Regions from separate parts of the Homo sapiens genome. Here all the other regions are linked to region 3. A link is a contact called in ENCODE Hi-C or POLR2A ChIA-PET data. All regions are on one chromosome and are shown on one strand. Each heading gives the region's core, a stretch centred on a gene start or an enhancer-like site at or near the end of the contact. The rest is flanking DNA. Distances are from core to core; before and after follow the strand shown. Region 1 has its middle 5.4 kb from the start of UBC. Region 2 holds the start of BRI3BP (BRI3 binding protein). Region 3 overlaps AACS (acetoacetyl-CoA synthetase).

Region 1 (3,442 bases), core at 907-3,406, 210 kb before region 3:
GGATGGAAGATTTTTTTGTTGTTTTTTTTTGGAGACCGAGTCTCGCTCTGTCACTCAGGCTGGAGGGCAGTGGCACCATCTCAGCTCACTGCAACCTCCACCTCCCAGGTTCAAGAGATTCTCCTGCCTCAGCCTCCCGAGTAGCTGGGACTACAGGCATGCATCACCACGCTCAGCTAATTTTTGTATTTTATTAGAGATGAGGTTTTGCTATATATATATATATATATATATATGAATATATGAATATATATATATGAATATATGAATATATATATATATATGAATATATGAATATATATATATTGGCCAGGCTGGTCTCGAACTCCTGCCCTCAGGTGATCTGCCCACCTCAGCCTCCCAAAGTGCTGGGATTACAGGTGTGAGTGGCCTGGAAGATTTTTTATTATATACTGTTTAAAAGTTTTTAAGTAGTTGAAACACATGAAGACATCACCTCAAAAAGTTATATTAACAATTCAAAAATATGCACATTAAGGATTAATTTTTTTGAAAAATTTAAAAATTGAGAAATATCATGGGACAGTAACACAGTAATCATGAAGAATTATAAAAATAAGTGCTGGCCGGGCGCAGTGGCTCAAGCCTATAATCCCAGCACTTTGGGAGGCCGAGGCGGGCAGATCACAAGGTCAGGAGATCAAGACCATCCTGGCTAACACAGTGAAACCCTGTCTCTACTAAAAATACAAAAAAAATTAGACGGGCTTTGTAGCGGGCGCCTGGAGTCCCAGCTACTCGGGAGACTGAGGCAGGAGAATGGTGTGAACCCGGGAGGTGGAGCTTGCAGTGAGCCGAGATCACGCCACTGCACTCCAGCATGGACAACAGAGCGAGACTCCGTCTCAAAAAAAATAAATAAATAAGTGCTAAGGCTGATTATTTTATTAGCCCTAAGAATCCAATTAAAATAGAAATCTTGTATTTATGCTATTCTTTCAAAATCTTTATGTAAAGCAAGCTTTTAATAGGATGTTATAAAAATAGATTTTGCTCCTTGTGTTCAAGTTTCTCCTCTTGAAATTGCACATTTTACATTTTTTAAAAAATTAAAATTAAAAAACAAAATAGTATGATAGTGTTAATTTGGCAGTTCCAACTTTAGTAACCTATCTTACAGAAATATGAATAGACAAAATAAAGATGTGTGAGGATGTACTTTGCAGCAGCATTATAATAGCAAAAACCTGGAAACAAATATTGATGGACAGGTTAAGTAAATCATAGGACATTCATACAATGGAATACTAGCAAAAATATTAAAAAGAATGAGGTAGATCTAGATATGCTAGTATGGAAAGATGTCCATAATTATCTAGTTCCCCACCTCAAAAAAAAAAAAAAAACCTGAGAATCATTATACTGAGAATGGTCCAATTTGTGTCTGTATGTACATAATATGTACATAACAAATATAGTATATTTTTACACAGGGGAAAAGTCCAAAAGAATATCAACCTGTAAAAAGTAGTTATCCCAGCTGGGCGCGGTTGCTCATGCCTGTAATCCCAGCACTTTGGGAGGCAGAGGCAGGCGGATCACAAGGTCAGGAGATCGAGACCATCCTGGCTAACACAGTGAAACCCTGTCTCTACTAAAAATACAAAAAATTAGCCAGGTATGGCGACGTGCGCCTGTAGTCCCAGTTGTTGGGGAGGCTGAGGCAGGAGAATAGCGTGAACCAGGGAGGCGGAGCTTGCAGTGAGCCGAGATCGCGCCACTGCACTCCAGCCTGGGCGACACAGCGAGACTCCATCTCAAAAAGAAAAAGTAGTTAGTTATCCCTGGAAAGTAAAATTGAGTAGGAACTTAAATGGGTTACTATCACCTTTGACTTTATAAACCTGCACACAAACACACAAAATGTGTATGTATTTAATTACAAACAGTAAGAGACCTGGCATGGTGCCTCACACCTGTAATCTCAGCACTTTGGGAGGCAGAGGCAGGAGAATCACTTGAGGCCAGGAGTTTGAGACCAACCTAGGCAACAAGCGAAATCCAACCCCCCCTTTTTTTTTTCCTGAGACGGAGTCTTGCTCTTGTTGCCCAGGCTGGAATGCAGTTACACAATCTCGGCTCACTGCAACCTCCACATCCCGGGTTCCAGCGATTCTCCTGCCTCAGCCTTCCGAGTAGCTGGGATTACAGGCGCCTGCCAACACACCCAGCTATTTTTTTGTATATTTTGTAGAGATGGGATTTGCCATCCCTCCAACTCCTGACCTCAGGTGATCCGCCCACCTGGGCCTCCCAAAGTGCTGGGATTACAGGCGTGAGCCACCGCACCCGGCCTGAAATCCCCTATTTTTAAAAAAGGTAAATAAACGTATTTTTTTTCTCTGGGAGTGACCATACGTGGAAATTTCACTTTCTACATCACTAATTTTATGAATGTGCTTATGTTGCTCTATACTGCTTTTCAAAACTTTTCTAGTACCTATGCTTGTAATTCGGAATTTCTCACTGAACTTGATAGAAGCACTTTAGTTCAAGGGGCCAAGTGTTCTTCAGTGAGTTTTCAAGTGAGCATCCTCACCTCTACAACATTCACACAGCTTTATTAAATAGACTAATGTTCGCTCACACCAAGATCCTGCCGGCTCTGCACAACGCTGTTAACACCAATGTGACCCAGTTCCATCCCACATCTTCAACAGCTTTAGCAGCCATGGCCTTTCTTGTACTTGACTTGATGCAGCTTTGAAGTTTTCAAAAAGCACCTTACACAGATTTATCAATGTTACAATGCCTGACACCAAGTGTACATCTTTAACACTATTCAAGGTATTTTTTCCTTACACTAAGGTCATCCAGATTTTAATGGTAACTAAAATTACACAGAAAGTTGCATACTAACTGGAAGTGATCGCCTGTCTAGTAGTGGTTGAGTTTGTTGGGTTCTTGTAACGTTTCCTGATTCACATGCTCACTTGCATGGGAGGGTCATGGAAATTATACATTGGATGCACTCATAATGAAAACTCACAATGGATTTCCTTAAGATTTATGAATTTCTCAAATTTTAGTCCAGTAACCCTAACCCTAAAGCTAAAACTGGTTTAAGCCACCCTCAGTTGCTTTACAATTGCTAGGGACATGAAACTATCCCACAGCAGCTGTTCATGAATCCCCTAAAACTTTAAGCGAGAGAAGAGGGAGTGATTCTCCTTCGGAAAAACATTCCAAGGCCTTTAATGGGCCTCTGGATGACTGCCTGGTGTCCACCCTTGTACTAAACCAGTTTCCCTGCAACTTCCACCTTTGGTTCTAGTCAACATTAACACCTTACCAGGACCATTCGATTGGGCAAATGCTACTATACACTTGGACAAATCCAGAGGTCAATTGTTTCCCCCACTGGTTAGGTTATGTGCCAATCCTCCACCTGTAGTCACATAAAATGTGACATTTTACCAGC
Region 2 (3,645 bases), core at 131-2,630, 130 kb before region 3:
ATCCGCCCGCCTCGGCCTCCCAAATTGCTGACCTTGTGATCCGCCCGCCTCGGCCTCCCAAAGTGCTGGGATTACAGGCGTGAGCCACGGCGCCTGGCCTCATTTTGTATTTTTAGTAGAGACGGAGGGATTTCTCCATGTTGGTCAAGCTGGTCTCGAACTCCCGACCTCAGGTCACCCGCCTCAGCCTCCCAAAGTGCTGGAATCACAGGCGTTAACCACCGCACCCGACCTACAAAAAAGTTTTTAAAAAGATAAACAATACAGGAAAAAATGTGCAAAGGATATGAATAGGTAATTCACAGAGAAGTAATTCAAATGGCCAATAAATCTATGAAAATCTTACTAGGAATCCAGAAAATGTAAATTCAAAAATAAGAGCATTTTGTATTCTTTGGATTGGCAAAAATTGAGTTTTATTTTCTTGGTTGTCTAAAAAAAATGTTGGTTAGACTTGATTTGTTTGATTTAGGATGCAAACAGGGTCCTTGCATTGCATGGGTTATTATGGCTCTTAAGTCTTTAAAACCAATTATCCTCCTCTTCGCTCACCTTTTATACCAATTATTTATTGAACAAACTGGGTCGTTTGTTTGGTAGAATGCCCCACATGCTGGAGTTGGTTGGTTGCTTCTGCTGCTTCTAAGTTTTCCTTATCTGCCATATTTCCTGTAAACTGTAGGTTTGATCTAGAGGCCCCATCAGGTTCATGCTCAACTTGTCTTGGCAAGAATCCATCGCAGGTGGCGCTGGTACTTCCTGGCACTAAGATCGATTGGCGGGACCGGGACTTCGCGGCTTAGCCCCTCCATTTTCAAGTTCCCCGCCAAACCCTCCCCTCTTGGTTGTACCCATTTCTGATGATCATCGCGTGAATCCATCATTCTATTGAGGGGTGCCAAATAATTTTCGGATTCTCTCATTCATCCTCATGTATTAGCTGGACTTTGTAAAAGAAAGTCCCTCCCCAACTATTTTGGGGCTCTGAAATACAGTTCATTCAGGAAGGGCAGGAGGATGCCTGATGCTTTCTTGTTATTTAAAATTTTCAGGATGAATGAGCTGATGCCCACGAGGGCGAATTTTGGGGTACCATTATAATACATTCAGGGAGATTACATATATGTCTATTTCATGTTTTTCAATCAGTTGCAGTCACTTTCCTGGTTGAAGCTGTTGCAAGTTTTACAGGCACGGGTTGCTTTTCCACGGATAAGTTAAAAAAGAGAATTTTTTTTTAAATGATGAGAAGCCGCACCGGGTCGGGGCAGGCTTCCGGGAGGCGGGCGCGGGGCCCCGGGGCCGGGTCGCGTTGGTCCCGCGCCGGGGGCGGGGCGCGGCGTGGGCTGGGCCGTGCGCCTTTGCGCGCGGGGCGGGGCAGGTGGCGCAGCAGCGGCGGCGGCGGCTGTGGGTAAAGGCGCGGCGCGCGGCCCCCGAGCGCGCCAACCTTGCCCTAGCCGGAGCCCGCTGCGGCCCAGCGCACGGCCCTCACCCCGCATCGCGACCCCGCGCCCCGCCGGCCGAGCATGGGCGCGCGCGCCTCAGGCGGGCCCCTGGCCCGGGCCGGGCTCCTGCTGCTGCTGCTGCTGCTGCTGCTGCTCGGGCTGCTGGCCCCGGGCGCGCAGGGGGCGCGGGGCCGCGGCGGCGCGGAGAAGAACAGCTACCGCCGCACGGTCAACACCTTCTCCCAGAGCGTCAGCAGCCTGTTCGGCGAGGACAACGTGCGCGCCGCTCAGAAGGTGGGCGCCGGGCCCGCGCCCGCGGTCACCTTGCCCCGGTCGCCACGCACCTGGCTACCGGGGCCGACCTGGGAGGAGCGCGGCCTCCGGGGCTGCCCGCCCGGCCAGCGCGCGGGAAGAGGGGGTCCGGCCTGCGCCTCGGGGCCTGCCGCCTGCGGCCCCCGCCGGGCCTGACCAGTGCGGGTCTGGGCGGCCGGGCCTCGGGGCGCCCTCTCCTCTGCGCCGCGCTTCTCCTTGGACCTTGCCTCCGCGGTCGGCGCAGCCAGAGTCTCTCCCGGCTGCGCTGACGCCTGCCGCGCGTCTCATTCATTCATTCACCGCGTTTGAATGGCTCCTACTGTGAGCCAGGCAGCACACTGGCGCTCTCGGTCCCCACGCGGCTGCGCCCTCCCCAGCTACCCCGGGTTTGTCCTAGCCTCGCATCCCGACCCACTTCCCCTGGGACCTTCTGCCCCACTCCTCCTCCTGCTTTGAAGATACTTGGAGTTGTTTTTACTTTACAGGAAAAGAAGGGAGCAATGCGATTTGCTCGGTGGCTTTGGGAAACCGAGCACCTACTGTGTGCGGGGCCTTTCGCGTGGAGCCTTTTGTTTAGTTTGGGGAGGTCCCGGATCCTGCAGCCTCCTGGGAAGGGTGTTGAGTCCCAGGAGGATCGCAGGGGGTTTTCCCCAATTCCTGCTCTCTGGAGCTAGGTGCGATAGGGGTGCCATTCCGGGCCGAAGTCCGCCGACTAGCTCTTGAGAAGGAGGAAGTTACTGGGGACAGTTGTGTGTGGTATTGCGGTTCCTTTGCTGTTCCCTGGGGAGGAGGGGGCTCTTGCTTGCCGCCAGCCTTCCTGGGGTTTTGGAGTCAGAGAAGTTTGGGTTCAAGTTGGAGCTCTACCAGTTGGATGACTTTGGGGAAGTGACTTCACTTCTTTGAGCTTGTTTCTTTATTTGTTAAATGGGGATAGTAATCATTCCCCTTCATTGCGAGGTTGTAATTATGACTAGTTGGTACCTTCCTGGCCCAGAATCATGGCTAAAAAGTTAAAGTTTTCTGCTCATTGAGAGGGAGTGGGGAATAGAAGGGAATATGAAGGCCGAAATCAGATTGACTGCATGTTCTTACTGGATAACATGAAAGGTTAATTTGTTAGGAAAACAGTAAGTTTTGACCTCCCTCTCCTGTGGGCAGGGGCACCTCTTGCACAGGTGGGTCTGTGTCTTCATACATGTAGGGGAGAGAACGCTTTGTAGGTGGCCAAAGAGGGGCAAGGAAGCAGGGCTGAACGCCTGAATGTGAAAAGGTTGCCCTGGAGTCTGGCGCGGGAAAGGATCAGGGGTGTGAGTGCAGGGAGTCTCACTTACTTCCTCTTGATGCCGTTTCGGAGCTATTTGAAGGCAGAAATCATTTGTTTTAGAGCAAAAATAAGCCTGTCTTTTTCACGCAGGGTGACCACAGGATCCCCATGTCTCAACTGACGGTGGTTCCATGTGACAATCTAAGGCCAACAAACATGAAATACGAGTGGTTATTTAAGACTTTTACTTAAATAAGACAATCTGTATTCTGGCAGAGCATCTCCGAATCTGGGGGTCAGAGCTCTTCCTGGGCTAAACCGGGGTTTGTGCCTTTAATAGAGATACTAATGATTACTAAGTGCTTTTGTAGATAGAATAATCTTATGTAATCCTTAGAATGACCCTGTGCAGTAGGTACTGTTACTGTTCCCATTTGACAGATGAGGAAACTGAGACACAGAGCAGTGAAGTGGCTGGTTTCAGGTCAGATGAGTGGCAGAGCCAGGATGTGAACCTAGGCAGAGTGGACATGGAGCCCACATTAGTATCTCTCGCCTGTTTTCCTGCTTCATGACCCCTTCCCTGTTCCCCGAGTCAGTACAGCATCCAGAGGCTGACCTGAC
Region 3 (3,256 bases), core at 666-3,165:
TGCAGTGAGCTGAGATCACCCCACTGTACTCCAGCCTGAGTGACACAGAGAGACTCCATCTCAAAAAAAAAAAAAAAAAAGGCAGTGTAGCGCCTGAGTGAAGAGAGCATTGCCAGGGCTGGGGTAGGGGCAGAAGCTGAGAGACTCAGGTTGCTGGAGCCCACAGGCGCAGTGGCGACCCTGGAGGGGCTGCCTGTGGGCTGATCCACACTTCCCTCCGAACAGGGCTCTGGGCAGTCTCGGGCACCGGGTCCCAACGGTTTAGGGACCTGAGACTGTCTCATGCTTTGGTGCAGCGACCCCTACAGTACTTGCTAGAAATAAGACGTGGCATGAGTGCCCGCAGGTGGGCTCCCGTGCTTCCAAGAGCTGAATGGTGTTGCATTTCCTAACCGTCTTACCTGCACCCTGGAGATAGATGGGGGACTTTGCCGTTTCTTCAGACAAGCAGGACTGTGACTCACAGGCCGGAGAGCATCACCTCTGAGTGCTGGCGGAGCTTCACCAAGATCAGGGTTTGCAGAGTCTTGCCTGCACTTAGACGCACTTTAGACCCACAGAGAGCCTTCGAGTTTTCTGGGGGTGGGCAGTGGGGGGATTGCACAAAACCCGTGTGTTGTTTGGGCGTGGCTGTTGATTGGAGAGCTTTGTACCTGTAGCTGGAGGTGGTCACTGCTGCTCAGGGCCGGGTGATCACCATTAGAGTCATGAGGTCTCCATCCTCTGTTAGTGATACTTGCAAAGGAAGTGACACCTTAGTCCTTGGCTATGATGTTGAAGTAGTTAATCAAACTCTGAGTTTATGAAAGAAGCATGGGGGATGGTGGGAGGAGCTAGTCTCCCTCCCCCAAAACTCCAGCCATCTCTAGGGTACAGTGGTGGCTTTGTTGGTGGCAGGGTGTGTCTGGGGAAGTAAGAGAACGAAGGTGTGGGAGGTGGAAGGACCATGGTAACCCGCCTCCTTGCGTGGAGGGAGACCCACCCTGCCATTGCCTTAGCCACGCCCAGCCCAGCCAGCCCTGAATTCCGGGATGTTCTGTGCCATGTTGCCTCGTGGCTTCAGACAGCGAATGCTATGACGGTCTTCCGTGGGATGAGTCTCTCCACCGAATGTGCAGGACTGAGGTTCTACTGCCCAGAGTGACCCAGAAGAGTCTGAATCTCACAGCCTCCTCTAGGCCCCGAAGAGAATAACGTTCTTTAGTTGGGCCGACTGAGTTTACATGTGAAGGGCCGCCTGGCTGGAGGAAAAGCTGAGGAAGGAAATAGCATATTAGACAGGGCTGCCCTTGAAAGCGCAGTGAGGTATATTCAGCAGCGTGTGTTGTTCTGTGAGCACAAATGCATAGAACGGTGGATTCTGAATGTTCAAGAAGAGCTGGACTTTTCTAAGTTTCATAAAAATGTGATCTTGTTTAAGAAAAGGGGATGGGTGGAGAGTTTCAAGTATGGCACATGTTTTCACAAATAAAGAATTCTCCCAGCACTTTGGGAGGCCAAAGCAGGAGGAGCACTTGAGCCCAGGAGTTCAAGACCAGCCTGGCAACATAGCAAGACCCTGTCTCTCAGCTGGGCATGGTGGCATACACCAGTAGCTCTAGCTACTTGGGAGGCTGAGGTGGGAAAATCACTTGGGCCCAGGAGTTGGAGACTGCAGTGAGCTGTGATTGCACGACTGCATTCCAGCTTGGGGCAACAGAAGGAGACCCTGTCTAAAATAATAATAATAATAATTCTGTAGCCTTCTCTTCATTGGTGAATGAATGTGTGAGGATAGAATTTGAGGGGACTTGATTTTTATGGCCTCCTTTGGTCCCCCAAGATACAATACTCTGCAGTTGGGAAGATAATGGGTTCGGGTGAGCGACTGTTTTATGTGACGCCTCGTGGTAAAGGGAGCTGGCCCTGCGTGCTGAAATCAGTGTAAAGAGCAGTCAGGTGCACCTGTGAGGAAGTCAGGTGCCGTGACTCAGACTCGAGTAAACATGAAGTATGAGTTCAACCCAGAAAACTGCTCTCTCTTGGGTTTTGCAAACTTGTCAGAAATAAATCACTAACTTTAGAAAGCTTTGGTGCAAGAGCCTTGAAGAGTTTCTGGTGTTTTCTTTCCCGCCTGCACCCTAGCATCACTGTCCTGGTAACTGGGGCCAAGTGGCTGTCAGTGCTGGAAGAGAAGGCCATGAAGCCGGGTGAGTGTGCCTCTTCAGTACTCATTCCCTGTACTGCCAATCAAGGAAATTAAATCCATCCTATTTCCTGCTTGCGAGTGAGGCTTCAGGCACTGGGTTTAGTTTTAATCTTTTGGTGACTCTGCACCCCAGTGGAAACCCACAGTCTCCAGATGCTCCACACGATCCTGTCCACTGGCTCCCCACTGAAAGCCCAGAGCTACGAGTATGTCTACAGGTGCATCAAGAGCAGCATCCTCCTGGGCTCCATCTCAGGTATGGCCCCGGTGGGGACAGTCCTTCCAGCCATCCCCGCCGGCCCCATAAGTATGCACACCTCTGCCCAGTGCTTGGATTCATCCCAAGGACACAGTCCGCTGGGCAGCCAATACGCACAGTCCCTTCTCATGATCTGAGGCAGTGATGTTCCACGAAGTCACTGTGAACACGGAACCCATACGGAACCCTTGCTCCTGGGGGAAATAGATTTATGTACACACACACACCTCTCACATCGATTATAGTCTTAAAATCCAAAACAATACATCTTGGTAGGTTCTACATTTTTTATCTTGCAAAAGAGAAAATGCAGTTCAGAAGCATTCAGTGACTTGCCCAAGGCTGCCCCACCGTCAGGTGCTAGAGCTGGGATGCCACGCCCGGGAAGACAGCACCCTGCCCCACCCTGCCCTGGGCTCCTGTGTGTGAGAGCAAGGCAGGGAGGCTGTGTCGCCTTGTGTGACCTCAGTGGGAATGTGCCTGGGTGACTTAGGGTTTTGACTGCTCTGCAATGTCTGAGAGTGACCACAAAAGCTCCAGAGTATGGATCTGGAGGTGTAACATACCTTTTAGTGAGTAGGCAAATTCCCCAAAATAGAATCTGCAAATAGTGAGAATCCACTGTATGGAAGGACAAATATTGCCACATTGTTTATATAAGTAAAAAATAGACACTACCTATATGCCCAGCAGAAGGAAATTGATTGAATAATTTAGGGTACAGTCTTAATTTATGCAGCCATTAGAAGTGCATGAAATACACTGATGGACATCGAAACATGGCCATTGGCCATGATGAGTGAAAAAAT

What was found. A loop is a pair of places that touch in the nucleus more often than their neighbours do. ChIA-PET counts read pairs that join two places held with the same protein, here RNA polymerase II (POLR2A). Pooled maps may share reads with other maps.
Region 1: POLR2A ChIA-PET joins it to region 3 with 10 read pairs in PC-9. The contact joins two enhancer-like sites. POLR2A ChIA-PET finds 5 or more read pairs at or near these places in 4 of 52 experiments (A549, H1, PC-9 and 1 more).
Region 2: a loop to region 3 is called in a map of PC-3, with 5 times the contacts of the local background. The contact joins the promoter of BRI3BP here to the enhancer-like site in region 3. A Hi-C loop is called at or near these places in 2 of 168 maps with a recorded cell type or tissue (PC-3 and PC-9) and 2 of 50 pooled maps. POLR2A ChIA-PET finds 5 or more read pairs at or near these places in 4 of 52 experiments (H1, OCI-LY7, Panc1 and 1 more).

The regions. Positions count from the first base shown.
Region 1 is chr12:124,907,493-124,910,934 of GRCh38, forward strand. No RefSeq gene overlaps it. Among named protein-coding and RNA genes, the nearest start is that of UBC, 5.4 kb to the right of the region's middle. RefSeq lists a silencer at 1,971-2,265. Within about 2 kb of position 2,157, at least 10 of the 41 ENCODE cell types and tissues checked have a DNase peak (open chromatin) inside an H3K27ac peak, as active enhancers do; they include PC-9, where a contact is called at or near this core.
Region 2 is chr12:124,992,265-124,995,909 of GRCh38, forward strand. BRI3BP (BRI3 binding protein) reads left to right here and starts at 1,381. Exons shown (of 3, transcript NM_080626.6): 1 at 1,381-1,739. The coding sequence starts at 1,527. RefSeq lists enhancers at 1-451, 2,171-2,260, 3,441-3,580 and silencers at 1,211-1,530, 1,551-1,600, 1,701-1,750, 1,761-2,010, 2,021-2,080.
Region 3 is chr12:125,122,581-125,125,836 of GRCh38, forward strand. It overlaps AACS (acetoacetyl-CoA synthetase), which reads left to right. Exons shown (of 18, transcript NM_023928.5): 11 at 2,125-2,189; 12 at 2,322-2,444. Among named protein-coding and RNA genes, the nearest start is that of AACS, 59 kb to the left of the region's middle. Within about 2 kb of position 1,916, at least 5 of the 41 ENCODE cell types and tissues checked have a DNase peak (open chromatin) inside an H3K27ac peak, as active enhancers do; they include OCI-LY7, PC-3 and PC-9, where a contact is called at or near this core.